Regions from separate parts of the Homo sapiens genome. Here all the other regions are linked to region 4. A link is a contact called in ENCODE Hi-C or POLR2A ChIA-PET data. All regions are on one chromosome and are shown on one strand. Each heading gives the region's core, a stretch centred on a gene start or an enhancer-like site at or near the end of the contact. The rest is flanking DNA. Distances are from core to core; before and after follow the strand shown.

Region 1 (2,700 bases), core at 46-2,545, 120 kb after region 4:
TATAGAATTGCAGTATATATATGTGTGTCTATGTGTATGTATATATATATATATTTTTTAAATATGTATTTGTTTTATCCTTTGACCTTAATTTATAAATCAGATAAGTGAAGCTTGTTTCTTTAAAAACATTAAGCTGTTTTTCACTTAAATGGGCCTCCTACATCAGTGGCTTTCTATTGAGAACAGGTTCTCCAACCTGACTGAAGTTAATGGATTTTCTTAATTAACAAAGTGATAGGATATCAAAGATTGAGTGATTCAAAGAGCTTCTAGTCTAAATGGAAATGTAACTGATTGTGTTTTACCAGATGTCATTTCAAGAATGTCTTTTCTTTTAAGATGCTAAAGAAAACCCTTATGGCGAGGATGACAATAAGAGTCCATTCCCCCTGCAGCCCAAAAACAAACGCAGTTATGCCCAGAATGTGACTGTCTGGATCAAACCCAGCGGCCTGCAGGTAACATTACCATTTATGTTGCTTTCCACTGGGGACAGGAGACATTTGGGTAGGCAGGCAGGCATTTTATTTGATTTTCTTTTCCTTTGATACTTAGTAATTCATTTACTTCTAATGTTTGTCATTATTTCCAAAAGGGATTTGAGATGCCCTACAGTAAAACATGTATATAGCAAAATCATTTTTTACAAAATTTAGAGCAATAAGAATCCTAGAGGAAGGAGGAAGAAGGAAGACAATTGTGCCAGGAACCCAAGGCAAAATAATAACTTTATGTGAGTGTTTTGGCTCTGAGCTTCCTGTTACCAAGGTCAGTTGTTCTTGTCTAAAGAAAGGAAATTTGTCAGTTTGTCTAGAGAGACATATTTTCCTGGCATTGAATTTTAGTGTGAAATTTTTTATATGGTGAGGCATTGACTAACATAATGGGTATTGGCTTTAACAACAGTTTTGGAAAAGATGTAAAAGTCTTCATAACTATATTTCTTCCATCCCTTCAGTAGAACTCAAGCCATAGCATTACATTTCACAAAAACACTTCCATAGGAAGTTATGATAATATGATTATCAAGGAATGATGCTTTCAGGCATGGTATTCAGGAACATATGATAATATGATTATCAAGGAATGATGCTTTCAGGCATGGTATTCAGGAACATTTCTCCTTTCATCAGCAAAAAGTCATTTATACCTGTTTTTAAAAATCACTTATTGAAACTTTTTTCTCCTTTGAGCACCTTTATTTACATTTGTTCTTCCAGTAAGTTCAACCTAAACCAAATGAGAAGAGACAGGCCACTTGGACAACAAAAGTAGTTTCTGTTGACTGCACAGTCTCTGAGCCCCGTTTCCATGGAGACTGAACCACATCCTGCCAAGGCTAAAGTGTCAGGGGCCTCTTTGTTGGAAAATCAGGGTCTTCTATTTTCCTGATATCCCTGACCCCAGTGCTTCCTTGTCAGAGGGATATTAGAACCACTTTCACCACCAGTTATAGCTGAGCTTTTCTTAAATTATTTTTTTTAATTTTTTTTGTTTGAATCTTCACTACTATCTTGGGTTTATTTTTCTTATTCTGGTAAAATATACATAAAATGTACCTTCAACCATTTTAAAGTACACAATTCAGTCCCATTTAGTACATTCACAATGTACCATCACCACTCTCTAGTTCCAGAACATTTTAATCACTCCAAAAGGAAACCCTGTGCCCATTAGGAAAGTCACTCCACATTCCTTCTTCCGGGCCCTGGCAACCATTGATTTTCTTTCTGTCTCTATGGACTTACCTATTCTAGATATTTCATGTAAACAGAATCATACAATTTGTGGCCTTTTGTGTTTGACTTCTTGTACTTAGCATGATGTTTTCAAGGTTTATTCATGTTGTAGTATGTATCAGTACTTCATTCCTTTTTATGGCTAATATTCCATATGTCTATATGTATATGTCACATTTTGATTATCCCTCAGTTGACGGACATTAGGGTTACCTTTTGGCTATTGTGGATAATGCTGTTACAAACATTCATGTATAAGTTTTGGTCTGAACATTTGTTTTCAATACTCTTGGGTATATATTTTAATGGGAATGGGATTGCTGGGTCAGACAGCAATTCTCTTTAACTTACTGAGGAATTGCCACACTCTCTCACAGCAGCCACACCATTTTACATTTCTGCTAGCAGTGTATAAGTGTTCTAGTTTCTCCACGTTCCTACCAATACTCATTGTTTTCCTTTTATTATTATTATCATATAGCTATCATAGTAGGTGTGAAGTGGTATGTCTTTGTTTTTGCATTTCCTTGATGACCAATAATGTGCATCTTTTCCTGTGCTTATTGGCCATTTGTGTATATTATTTGGAGAAGTATATACTCAAGTTCTTTGTCCATTTTTTAATTGGGTTTGTCTTTTTGTTGTTGGGTTTTTTATATATTCTGGATATTATGATCCTTAGCAGATACATGATTTGCAAATATCTTCTCCCATTTTGTGAGTTATCTTTTCACTCTCTTTATAGTGTCCTTTGATACACAAAGTTTTTGGTTTTGAAGAAGTCAAATTTTGTCTCTTGCTTTTGTTGTTTGTGCTTTGTGCTGTCTTAACTAAGAGATCATTGCCAAATCCAAAGTCATAAAGATTTACCCGCTGTGTTTTCTTTTTCTTCTTCTCTTTTTCTCTTGAGAAACACATCTCACTACGTTGCCCAGGCTGGTCTCAAACTTCTGGCCTC
Region 2 (2,700 bases), core at 9-2,508, 120 kb before region 4:
AGGGTCCCTGGTGATGGAATAAAGATGGATGCTGGTAACTCAAAACAGAGGGGAAGGCCAGTAGGCATTTATGTCAGCAAGGAGGCTTTCCCAAAAGGTCTGTTTGGGCATGGGCAAAGGTCAAGGTATATAGGGTGTGGTTCATGGTTGGCTTTTATACTTATTTAACTGGAGGACAACTCTCTCTACTCTTTGTTTTTTGGTTTTGTTTTTTGAGACAGAGTCTCGCTCTGTGGCCCAGGCTGGAGTGCAGTGGCGCAATCTTGGCTCACTGCAACCTCTGCCTCCCAGGTTCAAGTGATTCTCATGTCTCAGCCTCTTGAGTAGCTAGCATTACAGGCATGCATCACCATGCCTGGCTAATTTTTATATTTTTAGTAGAGACGAGGTTTCGCTCTCTTGGCCAGGCTGGTCTCGAACTTCCGGCCTCAAGTGATCCATCGACCTCAGATTCCCAAAGTGCTGAGATTACAGGCATGAGCCACTGTGCCCGGCCTGATTTTTTGTTTTCTCACCTAGAAAAAAAACAGAAATTATCCCACTTGCTAGGGTAGTTCAGTCATCAAACTACCAAATAGGGGCTACCAAAGCCCCTATTCTTTATGTATTCTTTATGTACTACACACTAGGCTTGTGCTGGGAGGAAACTGGTGTGGCCCCTTTTCTAAGGGAGCCCACAGCCCAGTGGGGGAGACTATTGTATGTTCTTAGTGTTATGGAAAGAAACTTTGTGTTGAAAGAACTTTGAAAACTATGAGTGCTTTAAAATATATGACAATAAGTATATTTTAATTATCCAGTATGAGTCAATGGTTGGTCTGATTTCTGGACCTGGGTATTTCTCTAAGAGGACTAGGTCTCGCTTTGTCACCCAGACTGGAGTGCAGTGGTGTGATCTAGGCTCACTGCAGCCTCAACTTCCCCAGGCTCAGGTGATCCTCCCACCTCAGCCTCCCAGGTAGTTGGGACTACAGGCGCAAGTCACCACGCCCAACACATTTTTGCATTTTTTATAGAGACAGGGTTTCGTCATGTTGCCTAGGCTGGCCTTGAATTCCTGAGCTCAGGCAATCCACCAGCCTAAGCCTCCTAAAGTGCTGGAATTACAGGCATGAGCCTCCATGCCTGGCCCAAACTACTTTTGTAGAATTAAACATTGGAGCAGTTACTAAATATCATTCACCTGGGTATTGACTGAATTCACCAACTCCCATGACGGTATTTTCATGTTGTGCCCACTAGGTGTCTCGTTATTTTGTAAGAAAATGGAAAAGCACAATGTTTCTACCTGTGTTACCAGTCAGCTATAGGATAAACATGGGAATCACTTAGCTAAAATCTCAGCCCCGTCCTAGCAATCATTGATTAAAATGCCAGTGGTTACCTCTCATTTGAGTAGAAGCAGGGAATGTCCACAAAGATGTCTTTGTGGATTCTTTCTGCTTCTCATAATCCATGTACCTAAAAACTGTTCTCTTAAAGTCAGGACTAGGAAGATGAAGTAGGAATTCTTCCACAACATGAGTACTAAGACCTTAAGGGTAACAGCACTGCATCCCCATTGGTTTCCTAGGTTAATGTTTATGCTGTAACCTGCATGTGAGCTGACATTCCCTAGCCACACCACACTATTTGTATGCCCAGCCAGAATGTGTTCTTCCCTATACATCAATCAAAAAGACTTGTTTTCACAACACAATCCAGGGTCTCTTCTTGCACTTAGAATTTCAGGTTTGTAAATAATATAATACTGCTTATCTCAATATTTTCACCTGTGTCATGAATGACTTTTCTTTAGATGGCCCATGCCGAACCTTCTGTATATGAGTGACATCAGAGCGGAAGGCACTAGATAACAAACAGGAAACTGAGTGCCTTCAAAAGTTTATTGCAACCTCAAGAGCCCATCTCATCAGGCTTTCATACTCTACTAATGGGAGTGTAAACTGATATGACCTTTCTGCAATACAATTTGACAGTATCTATCAAGAATGTATTTTAAAATGTATTTCAAAAGTACTCTTTAATGCTGTGTCTGTCAGGATCCCAAAAGAAAAAGGATTTCAGCCAGGAGCAGTGGCTCATGCCTACAATCCCAGCACTCTGGGAGGCCAAGATGAGTGAATTGCTTGAGCCCAGGAGTTCAGGACCAGCCTGAGCAACATGGTGTATTAGTCTGTTTTCATACTGCTATAAAGAACTGCCCAAGACTGGGTAATTTATAAAGGAAAGAGGTTTAATTGACTCACAGTTCAGCATGGCTGGGGAGGCCTCAGGAAACTTACAATCATGGCATAAGGCAAAGGATAAGCAAGGCACCTTCTTCATGTGGCGGCAGAAGGAGAAGTGCTGAGTGACGGGGGAAGAGCCCCTTATAAAACCATCAGATCTCGTGAGAACTCACTATCACGAGAATAGCAGGTGGGAAACTGCCCCCATGATTCAATTAACCTCCACCTGGTCTCTCCCTTGACACATGGGGATTATGGGGATTACAATTCAAGATGAGATTTGGGTAGGGACACAAAGCCTAACTATATCACATGGTAAAAACCCATCTCTACTAAAAATACAAAAATTAGCCAGGCATGGTGGCACACACCTGTAGTCTCAGCTACTCGGGAGGCTGAGGTGGAAGGATCACTTAAACCCAGGACACAGAGGTTGCAGTGAGCCTGTCAAAAGAAAAAAAAAAAAGAA
Region 3 (2,872 bases), core at 101-2,600, 68 kb before region 4:
TGGCTACTTGGGAGGCTGAGGCAGGAGGATTGCTTGAGCCAAGGAGTTCGAAGTTAAGGTGAGCTATAATTGTGCCACTGCATTCCAGCCTGGGTAACAGAGTGAAACCTTGTCTCTCAAAAAAAAAAAAAAAAAAAGTAAACATTTGTAAAACTGTTAAGTATCCACAAAATTTTTTTTTAAAAAAAGCAAAAATAATACATTGTATAAGCCTATGTAATTTTAAAACATAATCTCTAAAATCAATGTCATTCTGAAATTTTATAATTTTAGAGAAAATAGCATATATATGTTATTTTATAAAACATCTTATTTTTATTTTTATTTTATTTTTTTGAGACAGGGTCTCACTTTGTTGCCCAGGCTGGAGTGCAGTGGCACGATCTCAGCTCACTCAGCAACCTCTGCCTCCCAGGTTCAAACGATTCTCCTGCCTCAGCCTCCCAAGTAGCTGGGATTACAGGTGCACACCACCATGCCTGGCTAACTTTTTTATTTTTTATTTTAATTTTTTTGAGATGGAGTTTCACTCTTGTTGCCCAGGCTGGAGTGCAGTGGCTCAATCTGGGCTCACCGCAACCTCCACCTCCTGGGTTCAAGCTATTCTCCTGCCTCAGCCTTCTGAGTAGCTGAGATTACAGGCATGCGCCACCACACCTGGCTAATTTTGTATTTTTAGTAGAGACTGGGTTTCTCCATGTTGGTCAGGCTGGTCTCAAACTCCCCACCTCAGGTGAGCCACCCTCCTTGGCCTCCCAAAGTGCTGGGATTACAGGCGTGAGCCACCGTGCCTGGCCAATTTTTTTATTTTTAGTAGAGACAGGGTTTCACCATGTTGGCCAAGCTGGTCTCGAACTCGTGACCTCAAGTGATCCACCAACCTCGGCCTCCAAAGTGCTGGGATTACAGGCATGAGCCACCACACCCAGCCAATAAAACATTTTATATCAGTATTTTTCTTCATAAAATTGTACCTACTGTTAAGCAAAACCAGTGTAGGCAGTTGGCAGAATGCCTTGTGCTTCACTACCCTGATGACAGTTGATTAACACCTTTACTTCTCTTTTCAATTCCTTTATCCACTCATTCATGATTCCTCCTCCACCCCATTAAAAATAATCAACCAACCAAAAACAAACAAACAAAAAAACCCCTAAAAAGCCCAGGTTGACTGTTCTGTGAAGTGACTGAGATGAGAAGGAGAGAAGGAAAGTAGTTTTGGCCAGATTTGTGGAGGCGGCAGCAGTGGTGTGTGTATGTTTGAAGCATGAGGTTTGTGATAAAAGCGACAAAAGTGACCAGTCTTCCTTTTGTCACTGTTATCTTTCAAATATGTTTCCCTCTAACTTTATTGAGGTATATTCAAATATACTTTTGATACTGTCCAGGAAGGAAATGATGAGTAAAGAAAAGGTGATATCCATTGTGCTTGTTCCTCCTTTCATGTGGAATCCCCTTCCATCTCTCCTCTATCACCTACTGATATTTCAGAATTTAGATGGTGTCGTTCTTTTTTGACTCCTCAAGCCTAAGCTGTGTGTCCTTCTTGTGCTTCCTGTGATTACTCCTGTTATAGACTTATCATGTATTATATTGCTTGTTTTCTTGTCTGCCTTCTCTATTAAACCGCTGTAAGGCAGGGTCATGTCTCATTTGTCTTTGTGTTTTAGTGCCTGGTTCTTCAGACCACATGGTAGAGGTACCATTTTAGGATTCTTGGTTGCAAATTACAGAAATTAATTCTGGTTAGCTGAACCAAAAGAAAAGGAATTTATTGGAAGCATATTGGTTGGCTTACAGAAATGACTAGAAGACTAGAGAACCAGACTCAGAGAACAAATATGAAACAAACCTCAGGGCTAGACCATAGCCAAAGTTATGCCATATCCTTTTCCTGTTGAACACACCGTTGATGCCACTGGATGCCATTGCTGGAGCATTGCCACTGGGTGCTGTATATCACTGCTCTAAGAATGATTTTTTTTTTTTTTTTTTTTTTTTTTGCTTAGAAACAATAGAAATTGATTTCCCATGGTTCTCAAGGTTGGAGGTCCGAGATCAGGGTGCCAGCAAGGTCAGGTTCTGGTGAGGGTCCACTTTTGGGTGGCAGACTGCTGACTTCGTGTATCCTCACATGGTGGAAACAGCCCTGAGAATGAATCTTAAACTGTTTTTGCTACTTTAGCTCTAGATTCAAATTCTGCATGAGTGCATATAATTGACCAATCTGTGTGCTTGGTCCCTAAATAGGGAGAGCAAATATCAGGTCTTTTTTTTTTTTTTTTTTTTTTTTTTTTTTGAGACGGAGTCTCATTTTGTTGCCCAGGCTGGAGTGCAGTGGCTCGATCTCGGCCCACTGCAACCTCCGCCTCCCAGGTTCAAGCGATTCTCCTGCCTCAGCCTCCTGAGTAGCTGGGATTACAGGCGGGTGCCACCATGCCCAGCTAATTTTTGTATTTTTAGTAGAGACAGGGTTTCACCATATTGGTCAGGCTGGTCTCAAACTCCTGACGTCATGGTCTGCCTGCCTTGGCCTCCCAAAGTGCTGGGATTACAGGTGTGAGCCACCGTGCCTGGCCAAATATCTGGTCTTTTTCTGCTTTCATGATTGGTTCGGACATCCAGCCTTTTTTATAAGATACATACAGTGGCAGATTTTCTAAACATAGAAAGGGAGTTCACATGCTACATGGTCAAAAATAAAACTGATACATGTCCATTTCAGTATTCAATAAATATTTGTCAGATGAGTGAATGAGAGAATCAGAGTCATGATTTCCTGTCTCTAGACCTTTAAGTCACCAAACATTGAAGTGATAATGGTGTTGCTAATGTAATTGAAAATAAAATCGAAGGAGCAAGCTATGGAGGG
Region 4 (2,700 bases), core at 69-2,568:
GTGAAATGTGTTTTGTCATATGTATAACATCCTTTTTTATTAATATCAATATTATTCTTTTTAGTTTATGAGCTCTTGTGGGGCAGTTTAGGTTCTATGAAGTTTTCATTTTTTCTGGATATTACCTTGCTATCGAGTATCTAGTGGAAATAGTACTACCAAAGTGCTTTCGATATTGATGTGACTAGAGTTTAACTCAAATATACGTCTACATATGCTGAAAGAGCTTAGGGAAATTTGTTATATTTAGTATAAATTTTAAAAATATATAGAATTCACTATTCTTATCACACAGACACACATGTACGTGGATTTAAAAAATATTATTTCTTGATTACAGTCTCATGATTCAAATGCAAAACATTTGCATATAAAAAGGTATATTCAAATATAAAAAGGTATGTATTCATCTGGGTCCTATTCCATCCTTGTCTACCCTATTCCTTTCCTCTTCCTCATATAGGTACTTTTCTTAGTATCCTTCTAGTATTTCTTTATGTAAATATAAGCAAAAATGAAAGGCCGGGCGCTGTGGCTCACGCCTGTAATCCCAGCACTTTGGGAGGCCAAGGCGGGCAGATCACAAGGTCAAGAGATCGAGACCGTCCTGGCCAACATGGTGAAACCCCGTCTCTACTAAAAATACAAAAATTAGCTGGGCATGGTGGCACACGCCTGTAGTCCCAGCTACTTGGGAGGCTGAGGCAGGAGAATCACTTGAACCGGGAGGCAGAGGTTGCAGTGAGCTGAGATCGTGCCACTGCACTCCATCCTGGCGATAGAGCAAGACTGTCTCAAAAAAAAATATATATATATATGTGTGTGTGTGTGTGTGTGTGTGTGTGTGTGTGTGTGTGTGTGTGTGTTATTTTCCCCTTTTCTTATTCAAAAGGTAATATACTATTTACAGTTTGCACTTTGCTATTTTCACTTAATTATTTTGGCACTCATAGAGAACTTGCTCACTCTTCTTTTTTAATAGCTGTTTAGTATCCATTGTGCAGATGGTTTATTTAACCACTTCCCTTTATATGAACACTTGGCTAACCAATGTGGCTTTTTTAATATATGTTTTTAAAACTCCTTTAGGTGGATATGGACAAGAGCGGTGAAGTACGACTTATAGAACTGGATGAATCTTTCAAAAGTGAACACACTGTTTTTGTAACACCACCTGAGATCCCCCACCTACCCAATGGTGAAGAACCCCCTTTACAGTACAGGTATTCAAGAGGCAGAATGTTTGAGATTGAAAGAGAGAAGCAATCCATCATCTGTGACGTAGCTTTCTAAGGACTGTGGTATTTTCAAAAATCCAAACTTTACAGATCCCTAATTTTTAGGTGGTAAGCAAGCTTATCCCACATCCATTATTAAGCTTTGAGGTATAAAAAGAAAACATATATAATTTTGCATAATATAGACTTGGGAAGCTCTCTAATGATGTCTGCATAAGTATCTCTCCTTGTAAATGTTGATTACATTCAGTTAGACTCCCCACACCAAATGCAGCACTAGAATTTTGATTTTTTTTTCGTTAAAGCTGGTTTCCTCACTTTCAATTCCTCTTTTCATCTCATACACAGATTGATTAATATAGCCTTGGTTTACAAAAAGATTAAATCTAATTTAGAGCCAATCTTCGTGGCCTTGATTTGTACGATATAATTTTTTAAGTTACTAATTTTTTTCATGAGTTTTAAGTCATGGAAATTCAGAATTATTAGAATTGATCATTGTTAATTTAGGGAATTTGGTTAGACACTGTGCTAAGTATACAGACTTAAACGATATATTGTCCCTGCCTTCAAGTCTAGTGAAGAAGAGAGAAAAGTCCTGAGCACAGTAAAATAAGGGCTATGATAGAGGTGAATGCATTATTTAGTTCCCAATATGCATTTATTTTTACTTAAAATTGTAGTTTCTTTTAGAGTTTAAAAGATTTCTTAATTCTCCAATAATATTTTCTTACTTTGTTTAAAGATTCTAAAAACCATTTCACATCTATCACCCATTGAATCATGGTTTGTTATTTTCATTGAAAAAGGATTTTTCAATGACATCTTTGTTTATGACTTGGATTAAATTCTTCCTTTTACAGATGAAAAAGTGGTGTGATAGATGTTTATGAATGTTGATTAATCAGAGACCACTTGATTTCTACTCTTTTCATCCAGTGATGATGATGTTTGTATCACTTTTTAAATGTCTTCTGTCAAAGATATTTAAAATATTTCTCTTAATTTCTCTCTTCCTCTCTTTGTCTTTCTAAACAAGTTCTCATTTTTTAATCTCTTTTGTACTTTATGCTTATTTGTCTTTTGGTATGTGTCACTTCGAGTTTTGTGTTTCTGTGGTTTGGTTTTAACTTTTTAATTTAAATTTTATTTTTAGATTTAGTCCTTTAACTCTAAGAAAATTTGGCCAGACGCGGTGGCTTATGCCTGTAATCCCAGCACTTTGGGAGGCTGAGGTGGGCGGATCACTTGAGGTCAGGAGTTCGAGACCAACCTGGCCAACATGGTGAAAACCCTGTCTCTGCTAAAAATACAAAAATTAGCTAGGCATGGTTGCAGGTGCCTGTAATCCCAGCTGCTTGGGAGGCCGAGGCAGGACAATTTCTTGAACCGGGGAGGTGGAGGTTGCAGTGAGCCGAGATCGTGCCACTGCACTCCAGCCTGCGTGACAGAACGAGACTCT

What was found. Hi-C counts contacts between places; a loop is a spot of excess contacts on that map. ChIA-PET counts read pairs that join two places held with the same protein, here RNA polymerase II (POLR2A). Pooled maps may share reads with other maps.
Region 1: a loop to region 4 is called in a pooled map, with 2.0 times the contacts of the local background. The contact joins two enhancer-like sites. A Hi-C loop is called at or near these places in 1 of 168 maps with a recorded cell type or tissue (psoas muscle) and 2 of 50 pooled maps. POLR2A ChIA-PET finds 5 or more read pairs at or near these places in 2 of 52 experiments (OCI-LY7 and activated naive CD4-positive, alpha-beta T cell).
Region 2: a loop to region 4 is called in a map with no recorded cell type, with 2.6 times the contacts of the local background. The contact joins two enhancer-like sites. A Hi-C loop is called at or near these places in 4 of 37 single-sample maps with no recorded cell type and 4 of 50 pooled maps. POLR2A ChIA-PET finds 5 or more read pairs at or near these places in 6 of 52 experiments (B cell, GM12878, PC-3 and 3 more).
Region 3: a loop to region 4 is called in a map of B cell, with 2.7 times the contacts of the local background. The contact joins two enhancer-like sites. A Hi-C loop is called at or near these places in 2 of 168 maps with a recorded cell type or tissue (B cell and spleen) and 5 of 50 pooled maps. POLR2A ChIA-PET finds 5 or more read pairs at or near these places in 11 of 52 experiments (A673, CD4-positive, alpha-beta T cell, GM10248 and 8 more).

The regions. Positions count from the first base shown.
Region 1 is chr15:65,582,531-65,585,230 of GRCh38, reverse strand. It overlaps INTS14 (integrator complex subunit 14), which reads left to right. Exons shown (of 12, transcript NM_001394796.1): 10 at 343-461. Among named protein-coding and RNA genes, the nearest start is that of INTS14, 27 kb to the left of the region's middle. Within about 2 kb of position 1,295, at least 8 of the 41 ENCODE cell types and tissues checked have a DNase peak (open chromatin) inside an H3K27ac peak, as active enhancers do; they include OCI-LY7, where a contact is called at or near this core.
Region 2 is chr15:65,827,914-65,830,613 of GRCh38, reverse strand. The region is part of intron 1 of LOC105370866 (a long non-coding RNA gene); the gene reads right to left. Among named protein-coding and RNA genes, the nearest start is that of DENND4A, 37 kb to the right of the region's middle. Within about 2 kb of position 1,258, at least 3 of the 41 ENCODE cell types and tissues checked have a DNase peak (open chromatin) inside an H3K27ac peak, as active enhancers do.
Region 3 is chr15:65,772,134-65,775,005 of GRCh38, reverse strand. All of the region lies in intron 1 of DENND4A (DENN domain containing 4A), which reads left to right. It also overlaps the pseudogene LOC646358. Among named protein-coding and RNA genes, the nearest start is that of DENND4A, 19 kb to the left of the region's middle. RefSeq lists an enhancer at 867-1,016. Within about 2 kb of position 1,350, at least 4 of the 41 ENCODE cell types and tissues checked have a DNase peak (open chromatin) inside an H3K27ac peak, as active enhancers do; they include B cell and OCI-LY7, where a contact is called at or near this core.
Region 4 is chr15:65,704,614-65,707,313 of GRCh38, reverse strand. It overlaps DENND4A (DENN domain containing 4A), which reads left to right. Exons shown (of 33, transcript NM_001320835.1): 15 at 1,090-1,223. Among named protein-coding and RNA genes, the nearest start is that of SNORD13E, 9.0 kb to the right of the region's middle. Within about 2 kb of position 1,318, at least 2 of the 41 ENCODE cell types and tissues checked have a DNase peak (open chromatin) inside an H3K27ac peak, as active enhancers do; they include B cell and OCI-LY7, where a contact is called at or near this core.